Linked DNA regions of Mus musculus: region 2 is linked to region 1. Evidence: chromatin loops called from intact Hi-C (ENCODE). Cell type or tissue: left cerebral cortex. All regions are shown on one strand. Each heading gives the region's core, and the rest is flanking DNA. Links, peaks and the distances in the headings are about the cores only.

The links. Hi-C counts contacts between places; a loop is a spot of excess contacts. Peaks named below come from ENCODE experiments on the same cell type or tissue, not always from the same donor. Only the 100,000 strongest peaks of a DNase experiment are listed, where the experiment ranks them.
Region 2: it touches region 1 in a loop (2.2-fold over the local background); 3 of 42 quality-filtered maps call a loop at or near these places.

What each region holds. Positions count from the first base shown.
Region 1 is chr10:117,565,536-117,577,217 of GRCm38, forward strand. No RefSeq gene overlaps it. Among named protein-coding and RNA genes, the nearest start is that of Gm32235, 12 kb to the left of the region's middle. In left cerebral cortex, for the core only: no CTCF peak of the experiment used is centred there; DNase peaks (open chromatin) are centred at 6,177 and 6,708; H3K4me3 peaks cover 809 bases; H3K27ac peaks cover 216 bases.
Region 2 is chr10:117,621,995-117,633,676 of GRCm38, forward strand. Cpm (carboxypeptidase M) reads left to right here and starts at 7,506. Exons shown (of 9, transcript NM_027468.1): 1 at 7,506-7,533; 2 at 7,727-7,889. The coding sequence starts at 7,730. In left cerebral cortex, for the core only: a CTCF peak has its summit at 9,207 (motif pointing left); DNase peaks (open chromatin) are centred at 7,215 and 7,413; H3K4me3 peaks cover 1,495 bases.

The DNA of each region.
Region 1 (11,682 bases), core at 1,237-9,236:
AGGACCCAGCCTCCAGATACAAGGCACGACCTACATCTGTGGGTGCCACAGGGAAACCTGGTGGAGTTTCTTGGGCCTAGTTTCCCAGCTCTGGACAGTAATTAAAGCCCAACTGGATTCTAGATGAAACTTCTGGCGAAGCAAATGTATCACGGACTTTAATGCACACACAGTGCCTACCCCTGTGTGGTCAGGCCAAACTCCAAGAACTAGGCATATTTTTGTGAACACACATAACCTATCTTTGAGATTACCTTTTATAGTAAATATAGAGGCAAGTATAAGGAAATATTTCAACTGCAAAATAAGCCAGAAAGAGCCAGGGACAGGCTCAGTGGGTAAAAACACTTGCCACACAAGTCTGACAAGCTGTTTGGTCATCAGAAGCCATGTTAGAAGGAGAAAAGCAACTCTCTGATCTCTACATGGGTTACACACATTTGAGATACAGATAGACAGACAGACAGACAGACACACATAAATAAAATATCTTTTAAGAAACTAAAGAACAGCTGGCAATTCTCTTAGCCCAGCGCTGGGGCCATCAGATTCACAGGGACTTTATCTGATTTACAGGGAATACACTGTGTTTCTCTAGGCTTCTATGACTGTAAGTTTTGGAAAAAAATTTAAAGATACAAATAATTTTTCATCCATGGATATGCAAATAAATTCTACCCAATGACAGAAAAATCAAAGTCCAGCTTTGTATCTATTTAAAATTAATTTCAACATTTCTGATCTGCTCTGCATTTTTTTTTTTCATTTTAAGATGTATTTATTTTTGTTTTATGTGTCTGGAATTTTTCATTGAGTATATGTTTATACACCACATGTCTGCAGTACTGGAGGTAGCCAGAAGAGGGCGATAGATGCCCTAGAACTGGAGTTACAGCCCATTGCGAGCTTCCATGAGGGTGCTGAGAACCCTGACCTCTGCCAGAACAGCAGGTGCTATAAACCATTGCTCTATCTCTCCAGCCTGCTGTGTACTCTTCTCAAAATGCTTGTTATCATTCTGATTCATTAGATGAATTAGGAGAACCTTTAATGTTCATAGCGGATCTGAGTGATGGTTGTAATTTTACCTTTTAATTAAAACTTAGGTAATAGCATTCATATTTTCCATAGGCTTTTAAAGGAAATTCTCATTTTGTAGGGTCTATCTTATGATTAAAACCTCTATTTATTAAGGGCATAATTTCACTTATTTTAAAAGGTAAGTATCTCTAATTTCACCTATTTGCCCGACTTTTACTCTAAAAAGCTAAATAAAATAATCCCAAAGACTGGTTTTTTTTCAATGGGGTTATCTAAGTATTGCTCTTCCTAAACAAACCTGGCCTCGGGGTCTACCACTGTTCTCTCACAGCACACTCATAGGCTGCTCCAGACACCAACACTGCATGTTTGGGGAAAGAGTCCCTATGCCATACAGGCAAGCCATGCTGCCAAAGACAGCACTTAGATGCCATTAAATCCATTCAATTCCAAGTCTATGTGCCCGGTGTCACATCCTGTAGGCAAACCTCCAGCCCGGCTCCAGACGCCCATCATAATAAACGCATGCCTAACCCTCTGCTTAGATTTATCTAACTTTCTCCAGAGGCTCCCAGGACTCAGAAAAGCATTTATATTTACTGTTTACTCTAAAGGGTATGACAAGTAATGGGATAGAGAGAGAGGCGTGGGTGTGGTATGCTGGGTGTGGGGTATTCACACCTCCTTTGCCCTCAGACCCTCCAGGAACCTCCACGTGTTCAAGGCCACCTTGACACTCTCCAGACTCTCTTCTCCAGGGGTTTACTGGAGACTTCATTACATAAGCATGATGGAAGTACAGCCAACCATGCAGAAATGAGATGGGCACAAAGGCCTGTTCCGAAGCTACCAGACTGAGTAGGAAACACAGAGAGGCCTGTCTGTCTGGATTCTTCTTGGCTTCACTGTGCCGCCGCCTCCTCCCAGGTATCTCTTCTGCAGTGGATGTTTTATGACCCATTACCAGACAAGATAGTGTCTTTGTGCCAACACCAAGACAGAAAGGAGGAGGAGGATTTTAGTTTCTACAATCCGCCTCAAAGCCCACTAGTCCATCTAACTCTTTCTGCTTGCCCCACCACTTTCAGAAAAGGATGCTTGCTTATTTATTTATTCATTTGCCAGAACTGAGTGGAAAATTAGGAAGTCTCCCACCCACACCCCCTTCGCTCTTCAAACACACTGCGTGCATGCTCACCTTGGCCATGATTGTCTTCGTCTTAGGAGCATTAGACATAGTCATTACTAGGTCAATGATTAAAACAACAAAACAAAAGGCAAAGCTTGGGCTGTTAGCAGCTCACGTCTGTGTCAAGTTCATTCTCATTTTGATCTGTTGCACATTGTTCTGTGTTCCTACTTCTTCAGTTTGGGTTTGTTTGGATGGTTGGACTGTTGGTTGGTTGCCTGGGGACTGGGTCTCACTCTATAGCTCTGGCTGTCCTGGAACTCCATACATACAGCAAAGTGGTCTTGAACTCCCAGAGATCCACCTGCCTCTGTCTCCTGAGTGCCACCTGGCTCATATCTAGGAAGTTCTTAGTTCTTGCCTGACTAGTGTGCCTTAAGGAGAGGTGTGGGCCAGCTGTCCCAGCCCCATCTCAGGTCTGATGGAATCTTTATCTTTCCAGGGTCTACTTCTAGCTGTGGAGCAACTTTAAAAAGGATGTTCCTGCTCCTCACTCTGTTGGCTTCAAATGCACTCCACGGGTTTCAAGATGTTCAGAGCAGCTGCATGCTCGGCCCATGTAGGCTTTTATCTGGCTCATCACACAGTCTACAGCCGTGGCTGGGAAAGTCTCTTGGACCAGTAGCATCCCCATCCCTAGAAACTTCACAGAAACATAAGATCCCCAAGTTCCTCCTCAACCTACCAAGCCTGCTAGATTGGGATTGGAAACTCCGGGGGTGGAGCTCCCACAGTCTCTCAGGTTAATTTTAATGCCCAGTGGAGTTTGAGACCAATGGCTTGTCTCACCTTCATTAGAGGATGGGAGACTTAACTCTGATCCACCATCCAGTTTGAAGCTGGTTGGTATCTTGGCATGTGGTTGCAAAGGTCATCACGTGGTCATCGGTCACTCAGTCGCTTCGGCTTACAGATTCTCCACTTTGTCATTTGATAAGCAGCCCCATGACTAGACAACCCCCCAGTTCCTTTTTCTGGTCTAGGAAGAATCTCACCCCTCTCAGAATGGACAGATGGTGTCCAAACAGTGGAAGAAACGTCTAAGCTAGGTCTTCGGGTCTGCGAAGACCTTGTCCCCAGCTACATACTCCCATCCCTGAATCCCACAAAGTAAGGCTTTCAAAATGACAACCCCCGCCCCTCCAAAGGCCAGGTGCAAGCTGTAGTCCCAGAACTCAGGAGGTAGAGGCAAGGGCATCAGAAGTTCACGGCCAGCATGGACTACATGAGATCTTCATCTCTAAAGAGTTCAGAGCAGCAATACCAACAACAAAAAGACTGCATTCTTTAACCGTTTCTGGGTTTCTCATGGGGTGTAAAGGTGGTTTTGAGTTGCGGGGGGGGGGGGTCAACTACTTCCTTGGGGAGCTTTCTTTAACCCTCATCATGGGACTAGGCTAGACCCTTTCTGTGACATGGGACCTACATTCAGACAAGGTCGACCAAAGAATTTCTTTGTGACCAACATGGGAAAGCAGGGAACCTAGAGTAATGGGTACATTTTAGCCCTTGGCTTTTTGGATGGAGGGTCTTGTTCCTGTGGCTCACTTTAGGAAGAGAAGTTCTGGTCCTTTTGGCTTGTCTCCGAGAAGATCGAGGGTGAAAACAGGATGCCCTTCCTCTGAGAGATCCTTTTCTGAGCTCCAGGGGATGCCTCCTTGGAGAAAAGAAGCCTTGCCTAGCAGAGCGCTCGCTCTTCTACAGAGAGATCAGCAGAGTATCTCTTCACAGTCCCCAAGAGCCCAGTGAGCAGTACAGCCTCTGCATCGTCTGACCCGACACTGGCTCTCCCAGCCATCCTGCCTTGCACTCCCCTAGAGGTCTCCTCAGACCTCCCTACTAATCCTCTTCTGAAGGGATGGACTTCCAGGCTGCCTGTGGCTTCCGGTCATGTGACTATGCTTGAGATACAAGTGTATCCGTGGGTCATGTGACCATGCTTAAGTTACAAATGTATCCGTGGGTCATGTGACCATGCTTGAGTTGCAAATGTATCAGTGGGTCAGTGGGTCACAATCCACGCCTTCTGTGTTTCAGTCCCCAATGGCACCAACTTTATTGAGTGAGAGCTTTATGGGACTCACCCTTTTCCTGTTTCTAGCTTATTTAGAAAAGAACTAAACAGCCTAAGAGAATCAGGCATTAAATTGGGGTGATTGAAAGGATATCCTTGTGGACTTAGAGTTTTCAACATCTATCCCTAAGAGTAGCACTGAATCACACGGGGGCATTATTTGAATTATTAATCCCACTCTCCAAGACCAGTTTAAAGGTTAGAAAGCCCCAAGTCTTTTAAATACTCCAAGAACCATAACTTCTGAGACCTTGCACCTCTTGGCCACCCTCTTAAGTGTGTTGAGCATTAAGGGGCGGGGGGGGGGGGTGGCATTTTGGGCACCCGTTAAAAGAAAAGGGATATCTTTTCCTCAACTATCAGAGGGCTCAGGCTGCCATCTCTTTAAAGGAAGCCAGATCAAAGAGAGAAAGGCAAGACAAATTTATTTATGCAAAAATATTACAAGATACGGCCCTTTCAGCAAGGAAGAAGGAACACCCAGGGAAACAGTTCTTACAGGCACCTGTGTAAAAGTGTGACTACAGGACACAGTGCTCCGTGAGATGGCGACTCACTGGAGGGCTGCCCAGAGAGAGGAATACCACAGTCCAACACTGGCACTAGTGACTTGAGCTAGCAGTTTGTGTGACCCCACAGAGGTCAGACAGCAACGTGCTTGACTTAAGATGCCCTGTGGTGTCGGAGGCTGAGACATCCTAGAGGACCTTGATGCAACCAATGCCTAGGAACCACTGACTTGGAAAGCATCATTGCTTTTATACAGTATTCTTTAAAAAAAAAAATCTTGAATATTTATTTGTTGGCCAGAATTGCTTTACTAGTGGAGAACACTCAGTGAATGATAAAACTCCAAAAAGAAAGTGGAAATTATGAAAAACAAACAAACCAACCACTGAAATCTGAGAGTGTGTCTTCCTTCCTGAATTATCTATCACCTGCCATGTGAAAATTTGTCAGAAAAGACATTTTCCTTTTGAGTTATGGCCACTCACTAAAGTTTTGTTTTGAGTGACAGCGTTTGGATCTAGTGGCACAGCAATGAGTTGATGAAATTCACTCCCAGGGCAAAAGCTTAAATGTTTCTCCCCCTCTCCCTCTTCCTCCCCTCCCCTTCCCCTGCCCCTCCCCTCCCCCCTCCTCCTCCTCCTCCTCCTGTTCTTTTTGAACACAGGAGAGTGAGGACAGAGAGAAAAGGGCAGAAATCGTCCTACCCTCACATACACAGCTATTTTAAAATATAATTACACATTTGGCAGATGTCTCTATTAGATTGCCTGGAGGCAATCGCATTTGCATCAAACACTTCAAGGCAGGATGTTAAAGAAGCACCGGGCTGGTCAGAGCGTGGGCTGGAAAGGACCAAAGTCTTTGGGCTTGCACTTGGGTTTGCACTCCGAGCCTTCAATCCACCTCGCTCTGCACCAGCTTTTTGGTGGGGCAGTGCGAGTCTCTTCAGCTCTCCTTTCTGCATTAACCACCTTTGTTTTTCCGTCTCTGGGTCCCAGGGTGAAACCAGCCTCCCATCAGGACGGATTTGCTCTGAGCCCAGAGACTACCAAATATCCAATCATTCAGGACGGAGAAGGCGGGGAGGGGAGGCAATCGTTCGCCTAGCAGGAACCTGGGCACATATGGCTCTCCTGGGGGTTCCCTATGAGTCAGAGCCAAAGGCGAAGCAGGTTGTGAACTCTGCAGCGGAGCAGTTGCAGAACCAGAGGTGGACTTTCACATTTGCTCCCAGATGCCCGAACTCGAGTTTCCTTCTACTGAAATCCGAGCTGGTGGTAAAAGGCATAAAAGTGGCTGCATTAGGAGCTGGCTCACAGTCAGCACTTTCTCCTTGAACAGCAGGAAGGGTTTGCACTCGGCTCGAAAAGCAGCTGTGCGAACATTTCAAGCAGCTGGGTTTGGTGGCGGCCGTAGACGCTTAGCGATGCTCCATTTCTGGAGCTAAGTTAAGCGCTCCAGGCTTGCTTGCTTGCGAGCAAAGGTGACTAGGGAAGCAGGCTCAAAGGCAAACAGCGAAAAGAACCAGGTTCCCCACCTACCGAAGTGAAAATCTTTAACAAACTACCTAAAAGGGGGTGGGCGGGGTGGGGTCGAGCCATTGTATTTTAAGTTAGGAATTAGTTCTTTAATGCTGTAGGCAAAGCACTTACCTGATAGGGCTTATCTGTTGGCTGGAATTCATCAAGGTAATGGGTTTGTTTAATGGTGTTTGCAAAGTTCAAATCTGCTGTGGGAAAGATTCAACTCGTTTGCACCATCATTAAGGAATGAATGAGAGTCATAGCATTTAGGACTGAATGCTACACCAGGAAGGAGCATCCTTTGAGCTTTTCTCCCTGAGGTTCCCAGGCAGGATTCCAGCCTTCGGGAACCAGGGATGACTAATTCAGTGCAATTGCCAGAGCTATGGAAATGAAACACCCGCGCAAAGCTCTCCCTTTGACTTTAGAAGCTGATGAATCCACAGTAGAGCTGGGGTATGAACGTTTTTTCCAAGGGGCAAGGAAGAAAAACCATTTGCCCTTAATTGTACCATTAATGGACTGTCATGCTAGCTTCAGCTATCAGGAGAGCCCATAACTATTGTCGGAGAAAGGATGGGGAGGCAGACCCACAGCAGGCATCAGGTGGAGTCTAGTTCAGACTTGTGCAAGAAGATTGCTTTAGGAATGGCAGAAATGGAAAAAAATAGGTTCTGTGGCTTCAGCTTCTACTACAGAGGAAAAAAAAAAAAAAAGAAAGGGTACACAGAACACTTATTACTTGCATTGTACAGCAGCCTGACAGCCTTTTGTGAGTTTGCAGAGGAAGGCGGGAACCATCGACATTTCTTTTGGGGGCCACAAGAATAGCGACCCAGACACAAGAACATTAGGAAGGTCCAGGGTAGACTCCTCAGATATGGGACCTCATGTGCAGATGTTATTAGAAGCTGTAACAGTAACACACACACACACACACACACACACACACACATTCTTTCCTCCTTCGGGCCTCGAACCTCTGCTGATCTGCACAGGGCTAGCTACTTTTTTTCATTTACTACCACAACGCACGAATTTATTCCAGCCACCAGTCTCCTGCTGCCATATTACTCTGCTCAAATGCCTCGGTCACGCTTACTACTTTACAAGACGGAAATCAGGGTTCTTACATACAGCAGATACCTTTTCATCTAAGGTGAGAATAACCTGGGGGGCTGGAGTCCCAGGAAGCCAGCAGCCACTGTAGTACCCCCACCCCCTGCTGGAGGCTTCTGAGTCCTTTGTCTCTTGAGCTCAAAGAACGGGTTCCATGGATAATGTGAGGGTGAGGTTTTAGAAAGGAGTGTATTAAGTGAGTGTATGTGGCAGCTTAAGAAGTAGGAAGAGGGCAGAGGTCCTGTATAGGAAAGGCAGGTGCTGAGAAAATGGTTGCCACTGAGGGTCAGTCAGTGTCCCTGTCTGGGCTGAAGCATGGTGGGAGGGGGGTGCGGGGGAGGGGTGAGCTGGCAGTTTGGTTGCTCACCCACAACGTATCCATGCTCCTCTTTTGTCTGTACTAGAGTTTTCGGGACTACCTCTCTCTCAAACGGCCTCCAGGGAGCTGTGTATAAGAAGAAAACTAACAAAAAAAAAAAAACAAAAACAAAAAAAAAAAAAAAAAACAAGAAACAAAAACCACTAGGAAGCAGAGCCCTTAAACACTTCTGACATTTCCAGACTCTGACCAAGACAGCACCAAACACATCGCTGGCTTCAGGTCAAAGATGAAGAACCGAGGGCCCGGTCCCTTACGAGCTCCTGTCTCCTGTTCTCATTCACACAGCCTGGGTTTCTATTAGTTATTATGGTCTCTGATCTGTCTGTTCACACTCTGCCTCTCTAGCCCTGACAGATGTCTTTTGTTTTGTTTTGTTTTCCCTTTCATTTCTTTTCTTTTTCTTTTCTTTTTTTTTTTTTTTGTTTTTTTTTTGTTTTTTTTTTGTTTGTTTGTTTGTTTGTTTGTTTGGTTGGTTGGTGGTTTTTCGAGACAGGGTTTCTCTGTGTAGCCCTGGCTGTCCTGGAACTCACTCTGTAGACCAGGCTGGCCTCAAATTCAGAAATCCACCTGCCTCTGCCTCCCGAGTGCTGGAATTAAAGGCGTGCGCCACCATGCCCGGCCTTTCTTTTCTTTCTTATTACCACACACACAACATTTGAGTGTGTGGCATGCACATATATACATATTCATGGGTATATGCATAGGTGTGTGCATAAGCATATACATATACATATGGGAGCCAGAGATCAATGCTGAGTCTCTCCTTCTATCTCTGTCTTCCTGAGGTTTTGTATAAGGGTCTCTTGCTGAGCCTGGAGTTGGTGTAGACTGGCTGAACAGGAAGTGCTAAGGACACTTCTCGTCACTTCCCCAGGACCAGAACTACAAGCACACACTGCTGCGCCTAGCCTTTGCGCACGTGGTGGGCATCAAACTGAGGTTCTTGGGTCTGATGATAAGCCATCCCCTCAGCACAATCTCTCTCTCAAAAAAAATAAAAAATAAAATAAAATAAAATCTTTTTACAACTATTTCCTGGGACTAGAAAAACGGCTCAGTGGTTAAGAACACCAGCTGCTTTTCCAGCAGATCTGGGTTCGATTCCCAGCACCCACTTTGTAACTCACAACAACCTCTAACTCCAGTCAAAGGGGATCTAACACCACCTTCTGACCACCACAGGCATCCCACCCATCTACCAGAAGTGTACAGACATATACATGCAGGCAAAATGACCATACACATTGTCATAGTCAGGGTTTCTACTCCTGCACAAACATCATAACCAAGAAGCAAGTTGGGGAGGAAAGGGTTTATTCAGCTTACACTTCCACACTGCTGTTCATTACCAAAGGAAGTCAGGACTGGAACTCACACAGGGCAGGAAGCAGGAGCTGATGCAGAGGCCTGGAGGGAAGTTACTTAATGGCTTGTTCCCCTGGCTTGCTCAGCTTGCTTTCTTATAGAACCCAGGACCACCAGCCCAGGGATGGCACCACCCACAAGGGGCCCTCCCATCCTTGATCACTTTGAGAAACTGCCTTACAGCTGGATCTTATGGAGGCATTTCCTCAACTGAAGCTCTTTTCTCTGTGATAACTCCAACCTGTGTCAAGTTGACACACAAACCAGCCAGTACATACACAAAATAAAATAAACCTTTGGAAAACCTAAACTTATTTCCTGAAGAATTCAGCATAGTAAATGACAAGTAGTTACATGCCATTTACGGTGTCATTCATTATGTGTCCCCAGTAATCTAGAGGCAATTCAAAGCACACGGGTGAAACCGAGCATGAGGCTGATGAAGGCTGCAGTACTCATACTTAGGAGATGGAGCCAGGAGGACAAGAAGTCAAGGCTATTTTTACCTACCTGCTAAGTTTTCAGCCACCTGGGGCTACAAGACTACAGAGACACTGTAAAATATTATTATTATATATTTTATATTATATAGTAATATATTATTATTATATCAATATTAATAATTAATTAATAATTAGTCGACAATATTATTGATATTATATTAATATAATGTAATATTGACATAGTACATATAATAATAAAGTATATGGGATATCCTATATAGTACATTATAATAATAAAGTATATGGGAGGATTCTGTAGACTGAAAGTGATCATGTGATATGCAAATATGAACATCTCCATAAAGGATTTTAGGGATCTGAGATGCCGGTCTCTTCTGAGGATCCTGAGGAAAGGCGGATACTGAATTAATAAGGCAAAAGTCTGTAGATGTAAGGGAGCGAGTTGTAGAAGGGTGGGAAAGGAAAACAGGAGAAGACAGGACCTGGTTCATCTGTCATGAGAACAGCTCAGTCAACAATGCACGGCACTGGCATGTGCTTCCTGCAAAGGCATCACAACGCCCCAGGGAACAATGTCAACATTGAGAGAGTCAGTGGGAGACAAAGAGAGGGTGTAGCCTGCACCTTAATCTGCAAACACCATAAAAGACTCCCATCAGAATTTAGCTCTGGGCCGCCATAGAAGGTCACTTTCCTCGCTTTTCTCCCATATGCCCATGCCTCACCAATTGTCCTTTCCCTCGAGAGCAAACCAGCTTTGTCCTAACTCTGCATTTCCTGAAACTGCACGTTATTTCCACTGTCGTGAAAAAGGATTAATTCCCCATACACACATGCAAAAGTCCATCAGAACGAATTTCAGTTGCTTCAGGAAACCAATGATCCCCAGCGTGCTGGGCTCTGCTCCTGTGGGGCTGCAGTCGCTGTACCGACCAGACCAAGCAGTTTGCTTCTGGTGCCAGGATTCTCCAGTGTGACCTCACGTAAGTTCCTCAGCTCTTCCAGCCTCACCTCTTTTGTCTACACAATGAAGCGCAGTTCCTGAGTAATAAAGACTGTATCTTGGATAATAAAAACGGTGCCCATCTTGTGTACCCAGGGAGGGTCATGTCAGACATTTATGGTGGGGACTTCCCTGATCCCAGGGCCTGGCACTAAAGGATTATAATAATCATCACTAAATCATTCCCAGTCTCAAACAGGACAAGTAGTTAAAGGTCCACTAAGTTGAATTCCAAACACCCACATGAAAGCAGCGTTTTGATGGCTACTGTGTTCTTATACTTTCAAAATAAGGGAAGAGGAATTACTGCCTTATAAACATGCACGGAGAGTCTCCTGTGGCCAGGGCCTTGAGTGTTGTATTGATTCAAATAACTTATAGAATGTCCCTGCTTCTGCAGATGAGGACTTGCATAGCTCGCTGAAAAGGAACAATTCAACGTTACACTCAGATCTGTGCCACCTGGGAGCCTTTCTCCTTCTATGAATTGCAGGACCCCCGAAAAGTACAATATAGGTCTGCAACTGACCAAGTCTTAAATTCTAAAGAAAAACGAAGGATAAGAAGATGTCTTAGTTAGGGTTTCCGTTGCTGTGAAGAGACACCATGACCTAGGCAACTCTTTTAAGATTTCTTTATTTTATGTATATGAGCACACTGTAGCTGCCTTCAGACACGCCAGAAAAGGGGATTGAATCCCATTACAGATGGTTCTGAGCCACCATGTAGTTGCTGAGAATTGAACTCAGGACCTCTGGAAGAGCAGCCAGTTTTCTTAACTACTAAGCCATCTCTCTTCAGCCCAAAGGCAACTCTTATAAAGGGAAACATTTAACTGGGTCTGGCTTACAGTTTCAGAGGTTCAGTCCATTATCATAGTGGGAAGCATGGCAGCCTGCAGGCAGACATGGTTCTGGAGAAGGAGCTGAGAGTTCTGCATCTTGATATGAAGGCAGCCAGACGCCTTTCTTCTGTAGGCAGCCAAGAGGAGGTTCTCCTGCACTGGGTAGAG
Region 2 (11,682 bases), core at 2,337-10,336, 58 kb after region 1:
ATGCAACATGGGTCATCAGGCTTATGCAATGAGAGCTTTTACCTGGTGAGCCATTTCCCTGGTCCGTTATGCCCTCATATCCTTACGCCTTATATCCACACCCTGTCTAATCCTTATACCTTTTATCCACACCTTGCTATCCCACACTCTCTTATATCCTCACACCTTATATCTATGCCTTGGAAGTGTCTTCGGTAACCAATCAAAATAAAAGTTTAGCCCTGTGCTTCCTCTGTGCTTGTATGAGAAGTATTAACAGTTCTATTTTTTAAAGCTTTCTTTTAGGCATGCGTTTGCTCTGTGTCTCTGTCTGTGCAGGTGTATACAGAGGCCAGAAGTGGGCATCAAATCCCTTGGAGCTCTGCCGCAGACTATCCCCTTTTTAGGTCTCCTATCTGCGTGGAACGGGTCTCTGGTTGCAGGTGGACAAGGAGTCGGCGGGAATTGACAGACAGACTTAATGCAAGGGAGTGTGGATCTGAATGTAATTTGTCAAATCGAACATCAAACTTTTTATACAGAAGGAAATAGGGAAGTTGGGTGACACACCGGCAAGGTACAAAGAGGTTACTGGACTTACACAAAACAGAGGAACGCAAACATGGAAGGACTTGCAGGAACCAACTGGATTTAAAATTCAATGATAACAACTGGGATCAAAACAGCTCCACCTAAGGTCCACTTAATCTTAGAAGCCAGGGGCAAGTGCTTCGTGCCCTTGCCATAGTTCCTACTCTAGTCTATTGTATAGTCCACCTTCTCCCTAGACCATTGTAAATACTTGTATATGGATGTAACTCAGCTATCTATTGTTCTAAGTGTCTACTCTGGTTCCCCCTTAGGTCACAAACTTCCTTCTTCCTAGATAATGGTAAATTTCTGTGTAGGGCAATGATTTAGCTATCCATGCCCAAGGTCGGATCAAGGACTGCCTAGAATCTAACTTAGCTATATGTCAAAATATCAATCCTTAGGAGCACTTGTAATAAAGCAATATTAAGGGAAAGCACACAGATCCGTTTACCAACTAAAGCAAGGACATTGAAGCATTCGTTATACAGGATGTCACGATTCCAGGAGACTAAGTTTCCGTGAACTTTTCGCCTCGGGACAGCGCCCAGGCTTTTCAGCCCGTCAGGCTGGTCACTACTGGAGTGGATGTAGCAGAGCTGGAGACAGGCATTTGTAAGCCACCCAGTGTGGGTGCTGGGACCCAGGCTCTGATAGAGTAGTGAGCCCTCTCTCTCTCTAGCCCCGGCCTTTCACTGTTTGAAAATGAGTTGCTATTTTAAAGGAATAAAATTTGTCTCAAATATTTTACATCTTTAAAATGTATGTACTCCTTTATCTAAAAATTCCATATTAAGGAAATTAATGATGTGCTCCAAGAACACCAAGTGCTATTCTGTGTGTGGTAATGAAATTCTAGCTGAAGTGTCCTCCTTGATCCCTGATTACTATCTACATGTATTCACAATGGTTGCCTCAGAGCAAGGGAACACTTCAGAAGCATCCCTATTTGTTTTTAGCTATATTTTCTTGTGACACTTTTGAGAAAACTGTAAAAGATCACCAGTGAGGCAAAGGAGCTTGTCACCAAACCCAATGACCTGAGTTCAGTCCCCAGAAACTACTTGATTAATGGAATAACTGAAACTGACTCCTGCAATTGTCCTCTGAACTCTGCATGTGTAAACCTGGAACTCACTCTGTAGACCAGGCTGGCCTCAAACTCAGAAGTCCTGCTGCCTCTGCCTCCCAAGTGCTGGGATTAAAGGTGTGTGCCACCACTGCCTGGCTGCATATGTAAATCTTTACACACACACACACACACACACACACACACACACACACCTACACATACACACACATATACAAACCTACATACCTATACACACATCTACACCTACACATACACCACACACACATACACTTACATACACATACACACCTACACACATACACGCACTATACATACACACACTACACACACACACACACACACACACACACACACTACACACACCACAAAATAATTAAATATAAAGTGAAGGAAGAAAGGGAGGGAGAGAGGGAGGGCAGGAGGGAGGGAGGGAGGGAGGGACAGAGGGAGGGAGGGAGAGAGGGAGGGAGGGAGGGAGGGAGGGAGGGAGGGAGGGAGGGAGGGAGGGAGGGAGGGAGGGAAGGAAGTCACAAAGTCTATCCACATTGTTCTTCTCATTCTTGTCAGCATCCGCTGGGCTGTTTAGCCCCTGGCTGTGGCTTTTTTCTCTGCTCCAATTCCTGCTGCTATTTCCGGGGCCTCAATGTCCTCAACATGAACTCTCCAACACCTTAGTTTTTCAGTTCCTTACTCTCCCACTTTTCCAGTGACCTTTTACTTCCTCTCCAGTCCTGTGACTCACGCCAGTGACATTTAGATGTCATCTTCATTCAGATCTGTTCATCTCCAGAGCTTCTGTACTTTCTGCTTTGATTCCATGGAGAAAAAAAATCCCTTCTTTTCATTAAAAAAAGTAACATTTTGTTGAGAAAAATAGTTGTTCAGAAAATATATCTTTCTTTTTTTTTTTAAATGGCCAATGAGGTGGCTCAGTAGATAGAGGGGCTTGCAGCAAAGCACAACAAAGACAGACACAGCAACCCAAGGGCTACAATTCGGCTTGCTTGAAAACCATTCAGCATTTGCTAGGACTGGTTTATTATCTGTTGTACCTCCTAAGTTCCTACCTTGTTCTACTTTTATCATTTGCCTTTTCCCACTGAATGCTCTGCCTTCCCAAGTTAGTAAGTCAAAACTATATCCTCATTATTATGCCCAAAAAATAACTTGCAGAGTGGTGATATTCTTCACCTGACTTAGGATGCTTCAACCCTAGTACGATTGGCATTTCCAGCTGGATGGTTCTTTGCTGAGGCTGGCAATGCTGTTTACCATAGAGCAGCTCTTCTCAACCTTTGGGCCACAACCCCTTTGGGGGTGTCGAGCAATCCTTACACAGGGCTCATCTAAGACTGACCGTTGGGATACACAGGTATTTACATTGCAATTAATGACAGCAACAAAATGACAGTTATGAAGTAGCAACAAAATAATTTTATGGTTGGGGTCACCCCAACACGAGGAACTGCATTAAAGGGTCAAAACATCAGGAAGGTTGAAGCACTGCTAGAGAGTCTTTAGCAGCAACCCCTCCATGCCCACGGCCTCAGGGTTAGATGCCAGGAACACTTACCCCAAATCATAAGCATCAAAAATGGCTCCAGGTACTGTGAAGGAAATAATGCCCCTGAGAGTCGCTGATGCTGCTTGTGTTAAACGGTTAGGTATTATTCACTGTTTCCTGACTCGAAAACAACACTGATTTGGAAACTCTAAGGTTCACAGTAAATCCGACACATTTTAAAATTCCCTTTAGAGTAGAAGTGGCTCACTGGAGACTTTGTTGTCTTTTCTCTGGCAGCCCCCTCCCCCACACCTACCCACCCCCTCCCCCCCCCAAGTCTCCCCCGCCCCCTCCCCCCCCCCCCCACACAAGTATAACTGTTTACTGAAAGAACATACACACCCTGTCTCCAGGTCCTATCCATTTGCTGGCAATTGCCAATCTTTTTAAAATCCTGCCCACTGATTGGCAGAACAAAGCATTACCTTTCCCTTTAAATATGTAACTCTTTGCTAGCCTCATTGGTAACATTCACTCTGTTTACTGGCTGTTTGCATTGCTGCTTTAGGACTTGCCTATTAAAGTCTAGTTGCCCACTCTTGATTTTGTAAGAGCTGTTAGTTCTGTCTTCTGGTATGTCAACGAGCCTTTGTTGCTATGAGAAAACATCTGAGAAAAACAACTTATAGGTAGAAAGATTTATTTGGGTTCAAAGGTTCAAAGGTTTCAGTTCATAGACTCTGTGGTGAGGCCGATCACCATGGGAACAGAACAGAACAAAGCCACTCACCTCTTTAGAGGCAGGAGGTGGAGAGTGAGCAGAAAGGCTAGAAACAAGATACATCCTCGAAAGTCATTTGCCCAGTGACCTACTTCCTCCTCCTCTACCAGGTTATCATCATTTCCAAATAGTGCCACAAATTATTCACAAACAATGGGTCGGTCCATTACTGAGGTCAGTCATCATGATCCCAGCAGCGTTCCAAAGCCCCATCTCTAAATACTGCTACACACAGAAGCCTTCAACACAGGAGCCTCTGCGGACATTCATAAGCAAACCGTATCGCCTTACTTGTCTTTTTTTTTTCTTGTAAACTTTATACCAGATTTACTCATACAGAATCCATATGCCAAGTTGTCAACCATTAGACTTCCGGTACTTTAATCGTTTCATCATAAGAAAAGTTGCCTTGATTGGTCTTCATGTGGGTCCCCTAACAATTGGAGCAGGGGTGGGGGAGCTGTCTATCGCTCTGTTGCCTGCTACTGGATCCCCTTCCCCTAACTGGACTACCTGGTTAGGCCTCAGTGGGAAAGGATGTGCTAAGTCCTGCTACTACTGGATGTCTCAGAGAAGGGTGGTACTGAAGGTGTGGGGGAGGGGGGCTTCCCCTCCTCAGAAAAGAAGAGAAGAGAAGGGGAGGGAAGGGAAGGGAAGGGAAGGGAAGGGGAGGGGAGGGGAGGGGAAGGGAAGGGAAGGGGAAGGGAAGGAAGGGGAGGGGAGGGGAGGGGAGGGGAAGGGAAGGGAAGGGAAGAGAATAGGTTAAGGGATTTGTAAGGGTGGGACTGTGAAGAGAGGAGGGAGGGGGCTACAATTGGGATGTAAAGTGAATAGATAGATAGATAGATAGATAGATAGATAGATAGATAGATAGATAGATAGATAGATAGATAGATGGGGGGGGGAGAAAAGTTGCCTCTGAAACCATAAATCTGAGTTTTCCCCTCTATCCAGCTTGTTTATTATTCTGCATCCTTCTCTCTCTTCCTCTCTTCCTCTCTTCTCTCTTCCTCTCTCTTCTTCTCTCTTCCTCTCTCCCTCTCTCTTCCTCTCTCTTCCTCTTTCTTCCTCTCTTCCTCTATTCCTCTCTTCCTCTCTTCCTCTCTTCCTCTCCTCCTCTCTTCCTCTTTTCCTCTTTTCCTCCCCAGCAGTGCATCTCACACCCGAATGTAGGACGGATCTCTGGAACTCTATTAAGGCTTGCAATGGGATGAGAGAACCAGAATTTTTGCATGCTCCAGGTGACATCACTGTCCTTAGATCACACTTAAGGTCACTAGTGCTAAACCTTCAGGACCCCAGCCCTCTGATTCCCTACTCAGTCCTTCTTGCCACATGTCAACCTCCAGGGCAGCAAGTGCAACTTTTTCTCACCCCTTCGTTTTCTCGGAATACCGAATACAGTGGGCAATCCATCTCAGCACTGACAAAGCCACCATCTCCCAGTCTCCAGCCACAGAGCCACTCACTACACTAGTGGCCCTCAACCTTCTCAATGCTGTGACCCCTTGATACAGTTCCTCACATTGTGGTGACTCCCACCCATAAAACTATTTCGTTGCTACCTCCTAACTGTAATTTTGCTACCATTGTGAAATGTAATCTGATAGGAGACCCCTGCGAAAGGGTTGTTCATGGCCAACAGGTTAAGATGTGCTGCTGTGCTCCAGGAAGTGACACCCCTTCCGTTTACTTCTGCAGCAGTCTGTGATCTCTAGTGAGACAATTCTTCATTTCGCTCATCTCCTTCCTGTCCCACATAATAACTGCATAAACTCCGTGGCTGCCCCCCAAGCCACACCCCTCTCCTTTCCTTTCAGCTCTTTCAACCCATGATCAGTGAAAGGAGAAGCTCTCCCAAGCCCATGGTGGCAGTACATTTAGCACAGCAACAGCTATGTCCGAAAATGTAAGCGCTGTGTTAAGGTTTCCCAATCGTCAGAAAATTCTCCTTAAAGACGTATTCATTAAGCTGGGTGTATTTAATAAACACGTCATGGCTCTAACGATGTGCCTACCAACCTTATTCAAGGCGTTAGATTGACTGCCATTTTACATAGTTCTTAGTACGCCTAGCACAGTGAATTCACATAGTCCTGGGGTCAGAGGAAGGACTTACTGCCTGAAATCACAGGAGACCTTGAAGATCCCTCAGACCTCATAACCTTACACCATCTGTATTTGTAAGAGAGGGCAGGCAGTCCTTCACCCCAGGTTCTCCACTGTGTCCCTCCCCACTTAAACCTCTAAAACAGTGGCTCTCAACCTTCCTAATGCTGCAACCCTTTAATACATTTCCCTATTTTGTGCTGACCCCCCGCCTAACCATAAAACCATTTCGTTGTGACTTCATTGTAATTTTGTTACTCTTATGAAACGCAAAGTAAATATCTGTTATTCAGGAAATCCCTGTGAAAGTCCCTATGTCCTCAGGGGGTCTCCACCCACAGGCTGAGAACCTCTGCTTTAAAACATTAATTCTTTTATTAGTCGTATGTAAGGGGCGGGCGGGGGGGGGGGCGCGGTGCAGCAAGGATCACGTTGTGCCTGTTGCCGTCAGAGAACAACTCAGTGGAGTCGGTCTCTCCTTCTACCTTTAGATGGCTTCTGAGACTGCAATTCCGGGAGCCAGATTCGCAGCCCAAGAATCTTAATCCTCTCAGTGATCTCTCCTACCCTCAAGGACCCTTTTAAGAAAAACCCTCTCCTTCTGTACACTGGGAAGAAAATTCCATCCCCTCAATTTGGGATGGTCCCTGCCGTCACTATTTAAAAAGAATCTGTTCAAGATGTGTTATAACAAATCGGTAGTTTTCCGAGTTTGTTTGCCCCAGACCCTTGCAGGAGCCGGTGTTTCTTTAACAGTGTATGTAAATCCATGGGACAGAGAGACTGTGCGTGTGGTGCCCTTTAGAACATGATGGCCCCTTGTCACGAACCCACTTCTCACCAGTCACGATCTGTGTTCTCTTTAATGCAAACACAGGTCACCCCCTCCACCCAGAAAGCAGAATTTTAGGCAGAAGCACCGGAACTGGCCTGAGGACCACGGAGCAGCGACGACAGCAGCTCTGCTTTTGTCCTGCGAGTTGGTCACAAACTCAACTCTGATTCAGTCAAATGCTATCTACTAGACACTTTTGTTGGACATGGTCCTGTACCGCACACTCGGCACACGTAAGGCTCACACACATGTTCTCTCTTGAAAGCTCCCTGGCTTTCTCAGTTGCAGCACAGGGCTGAAAGCCTGGCCCAGCTTGGACTCCAGGTGGCCCGCCCACCGCCCACCGTGGGCACCATCTGCGCAGCGTTCCCGGGACCGCGGTGGCGGAGGGCAGGCCCCACGTCCAACACGGGCTCCGACAGGTCATGCCCCACCGCCCACCAGGCTCGCTCGCTGTCCTCAATACCCTGCAGGGCACGTTGTCCTGGGAGCTAGGGCGGAGATCCCGCCCCACGGGGCGGGAGCGGCGCGGAGCGGGCGTGTTGGTGGGCGTGTCGCCCGGGGCCCGCCCCTCTGTCCGGACTATAACTCCCCCGAGCGCCCAGCGCTCGCCGGCGGGCGGAGACGCGCGCCTGGTACTGGTGAGGTTTGCGGAAGGGTGCTGCTGCGGGGACTCGGGCGGGCTGCGGGGCTCCGGTGGGAACACCTTCACCTGGCTCCTCGGAGGAGGGAGCGTAGAGCTCAGGTGCCCCCGAGGGCGGAGAGGACTCGGGGCTGGCGATGCCCGCGCTTCTCCGTGGCGGACCCAGCTGCTCACTTCTCCTCCATCTCTAGGACATGGACCGCGCGCGCCTGTGGCTGGGGCTTCTGCTGCCCGTGGTGGCCGCCCTGGATTTCCGATATCACCACCAGGAAGGGATGGAGGCGTTCCTAAAGAGCGTGGCTCAGAACTACAGTTCGATCACGCACTTGCACAGCATCGGGAAATCTGTGAGAGGTAGGTGGCTTCCTGCGCACATCCCTAACCCTCAACCCGCGTTCAAAAGTAAGTTGAACGACAGCGTCTGGTCCCCTGTTGGTGAGGCTCTCCAAACGCGCTCCACGCAGGTAAAGCACACCTTGCCCAGTCAGGGGTTTCCTGCTTTTGTTTGTTGTTGTTTGTTGGTTGATTTTTTGTTTTTATTTTTGTTTTGTTTTTTCAATTTTGTTACATCAGGAGAGCGGTAAGAGGAACTGTATATATATATTGTCGTTTCTCTACAGAGAGTCATTGTCGCTTAGTCCTCTGTTTTATTGCCGTTGGGGATCGGGAAGTAATTATCTGAGAGGTGTATCTTCGTTCCTTTTCAGGGTAAACATCTTCCTCAGTTTCCCTTTTTGTTGGCTTCCTTGCATACTGATTGTGACTGTTAACTACGGATTCCTCAGGTCATTTTAAAACTAGACAGTGCCATACTTTTGTCGAGTTCTACACATATGTGATTAACCCGATAGCTTAAAGTTATGAGAAAATGTAGGTCTATGTCTAAAGGCTGTTTTTGAAGGATACACCTGCTTGGTAGTAAGTCACAACGAATGATCTCCTTAGCATTTGCAAATGTATCACTTAGTCTGCTTTACTTTTGAAACTATATATTCTTAGTGGAGAGAGTAGATGGGGATCCAAGAAGTTAAGAATTTTGGTCGAGTTACCTAGATGGCGATTCTATCCATCCATCCATCTAGCTAGCTAGCTCCTGGAGATAAAACTCAAGACCTCATTTGTGTTCCGCATTGTATCGTTAACCTAACCTGCTAGCCATAGAGGGTGAAGTTTTAGCCAGGACCTGCACCTGATCATTTTGGGTGGGGCAAATAAATTTAGCAGCTAGCATCATCTCCTAATCTTTTGTTACTACGCTGATTCTCACAAAAGTGGTTACCAGAAAACTTAATGCCTGGAATGAAAGAGCCCTGAAGTTCATGCAGTTTGGCTCAGCTGTGGAAGTTGTGTTCAAAAGTTCTGACCTGCAGTTTAGCACTGATCTCTTGACTCGACTGGAAGTCTCATAACCACATTACTAAGCAACCAGTCACTTCTCATAACTGTTAATGTCATGGTTCAGTTCTTGTATTACAGAGAAATATTAAAAATGCAATAAAAACAGCTTTGACTGTGTAATAGAAGCTTTATTTTGAAGCAGCATTGCCAGAGTTGGTGTCAGAAATCATCTAAGGGCTGGAGAGATGGCTCAGCGGTTAAGAGCACTGATTGCTCTTCTGAAGGTCCTGAGTTCAAATCCCAGCAACCACATGGTGGCTCATAACCATCTGTAATGGGATCCAACGCCCTCTTCTGGTGTGTCTGAAGAGAGCAATGGTGTACTCATATACATTTAATGAATAAATCTTAAAAAAAAAAGGAAATAATCTGAAATCCTCTGATCACCACAAACCCCAAGTATGGAGGTTAGTTATATGGAAAGTTATATCTTGAATCAGCATCTAGATTGAGTCTCTTAAAATAATTTATCCAAGGGCTAGAGTAGAGCAAATTTAAAGGATCTAAGAAGCCAGGCAGTGGTGGTGCCTGCCTTTAATCCCAACACTTGGGATTTCTGAGTTCGAGGCCAGCCTGATCTACAGAGTGAGTTCCAGGACAGCCAGGGCTATACAGAGAAACCCTGTCTCGAAAGAAACAAACAGAAAAAGAAGGTCTAAGAATACTAATTAATATAAAAGAAATGTACATCGCAACTAACTTGCTGTTATTGTTCAATCATTTTGTAACTACCAAGGTGATGGGATGCTGTTAGTCCAAGTACCACAGGACTCGTGTGCTTTTGTGTTTTCAAACACAAGGTTCTTAGGACAGATGTATGAGACTGTCCGCCTGCGAGCCGCCTGCTCACCTGAACTCAAACCTCGGGAAGAGTGAATGGAAGCCAGTAGACTTACTTGATCTTTATCTTTAACCTTGTATGCGCTTCAGTGGTTAAAGGATGAAGGGACTGTGGTGTAAGAAATAAAGCTGGCACCAGCAGCCAGATACTTGTGCTGTGTATGCATCTCTAAGTAATTACTTGGATTAGGGGGGAAAAAAATCCCAAATCTACCGTTAGGTTCCAGGGTAGGTCAAACTGTACACCTATGATTGACACCCGGTTGCCAAGGTGTCCCTGAATTTTAGTGTGATCACTGAGGTGTGGTGATTCTTGATGGCGCTCTTTCCCGGACATTTGCCCTCCGGTGTGAGGTATGTGTACTTAGCACATGGGGTTTACCCTGGTTGTCTTTATTTACTTTTTACCGCTATTAATATGGGCAGCCTCACCCGGACGAGGAAATAATGGCTAATTGGGCAAGCGCACCAGTGCACCTTGGGTTTTGTGAGTCTCTGTCATGTTTCCATTACTGCAGTTATGAATTTTACTTCCTTCCCCACTGCACACTACTTTAATATTTATTTTTAGGAAATATGATTTCAGACAGCTGATGAATTCTCTTGGTTTTAGACTCTGATTATGTGTGTTTTGTTAGTCATTCCCCATGTTGGGACGTTGGAATACTTTCTGATTCTGTTATAAATGATGATATAAATCCATCGATACATATCTTACATACATGCATTAGTGTACATGCATGCTTTGTCTACAGAATCCAAAGAGGGCATCATATCTCCCTGGAACTGAGGTTCCAACAATAGCAGCTTCCGCGTGGGTGCTGGGAACTTGATGTGGGTCCTCTAGAGAAGCAGCCAGTGCTCTTAACCAGTGAGCTGTCTTTCCAGCCCTGAACTTTTACTTAAAAAAAAAATTGAAACCTACACATTTGAGCACAAATTTACTTTTAACCTAGATTTAGACATAGTAGATGAGCCATATTTGACTCTAGGTTTTGAAGGCATCCTTAAAACTTGTTGACATGGTGTAGAAAAATCTTAGGTGAAAAACGAGAAAAGCAGTACCAAGTGGACCAGGGCACAATATTCACTGTCAGTGGTGTGTGTGTATGTGTGTGTGTGTGTGTGTGTGTGTGTGTGTGTGTGTGTGTGTGTGTATGTATGTGTGTGTATGTGTGTGTGTATGTATGTGTGTGTGTATGTGTGTGTATGTGTGTGTATGTGTGTGTACGTGTATGCGTGTATATGTGTGTGTGTGTATGTGTGTGTGTATGTGTATATGTGTGTGTATGTGTGTGTATGTGTGTGTGTGTGTTCATGAATTGCATAATTTGTTGAGCAAACAGACATATCTCATCTGTCCCTTGCTATCAGGTATCCTCCTTCAGATACAAATGTATTTATTACTAATTTCTCAGGCTTGGCCATCTGCATCTCACTAAACCAGTTTAGGACTATTGCTTGGTGGGTTGTTTTTTTTTTTTCTTTTTGTAGGAGGGTGTTTTGTTTTGGTTTGGTTTTGGTTTCCTGAAATAGGGTTTTGGCTCTGGAGTTTGTTGTTTTGTTTTGTTTATTTTCCATTCGTTTTTTTTTTAATGAGTTATTTCTTTATTATACATAAGTATACTGTAACTGTCTTCAGACAGTTTTTCTTGCTCCGGCCCTGCTTGCTCACTGTAGCTGTCTTCAGACACCCCAGAAGAGGGCATCAGATCTCATTACAGGTGGTTGTGAGCCATCATGTGGTTGCTGGGATTTGAATTCACATCCTTCGCCCTTCGGAAGAGCAGTTGGCACTCTTAACCGCTGAGCCATCTTTACAGCCCCTTGCTTGTTTTGTTTGTTATTTTGAGACAGGGTCTCACTGTCTGTCCTGGGTAGCCCTTGCTGTCCTGGAACAGAACTCACT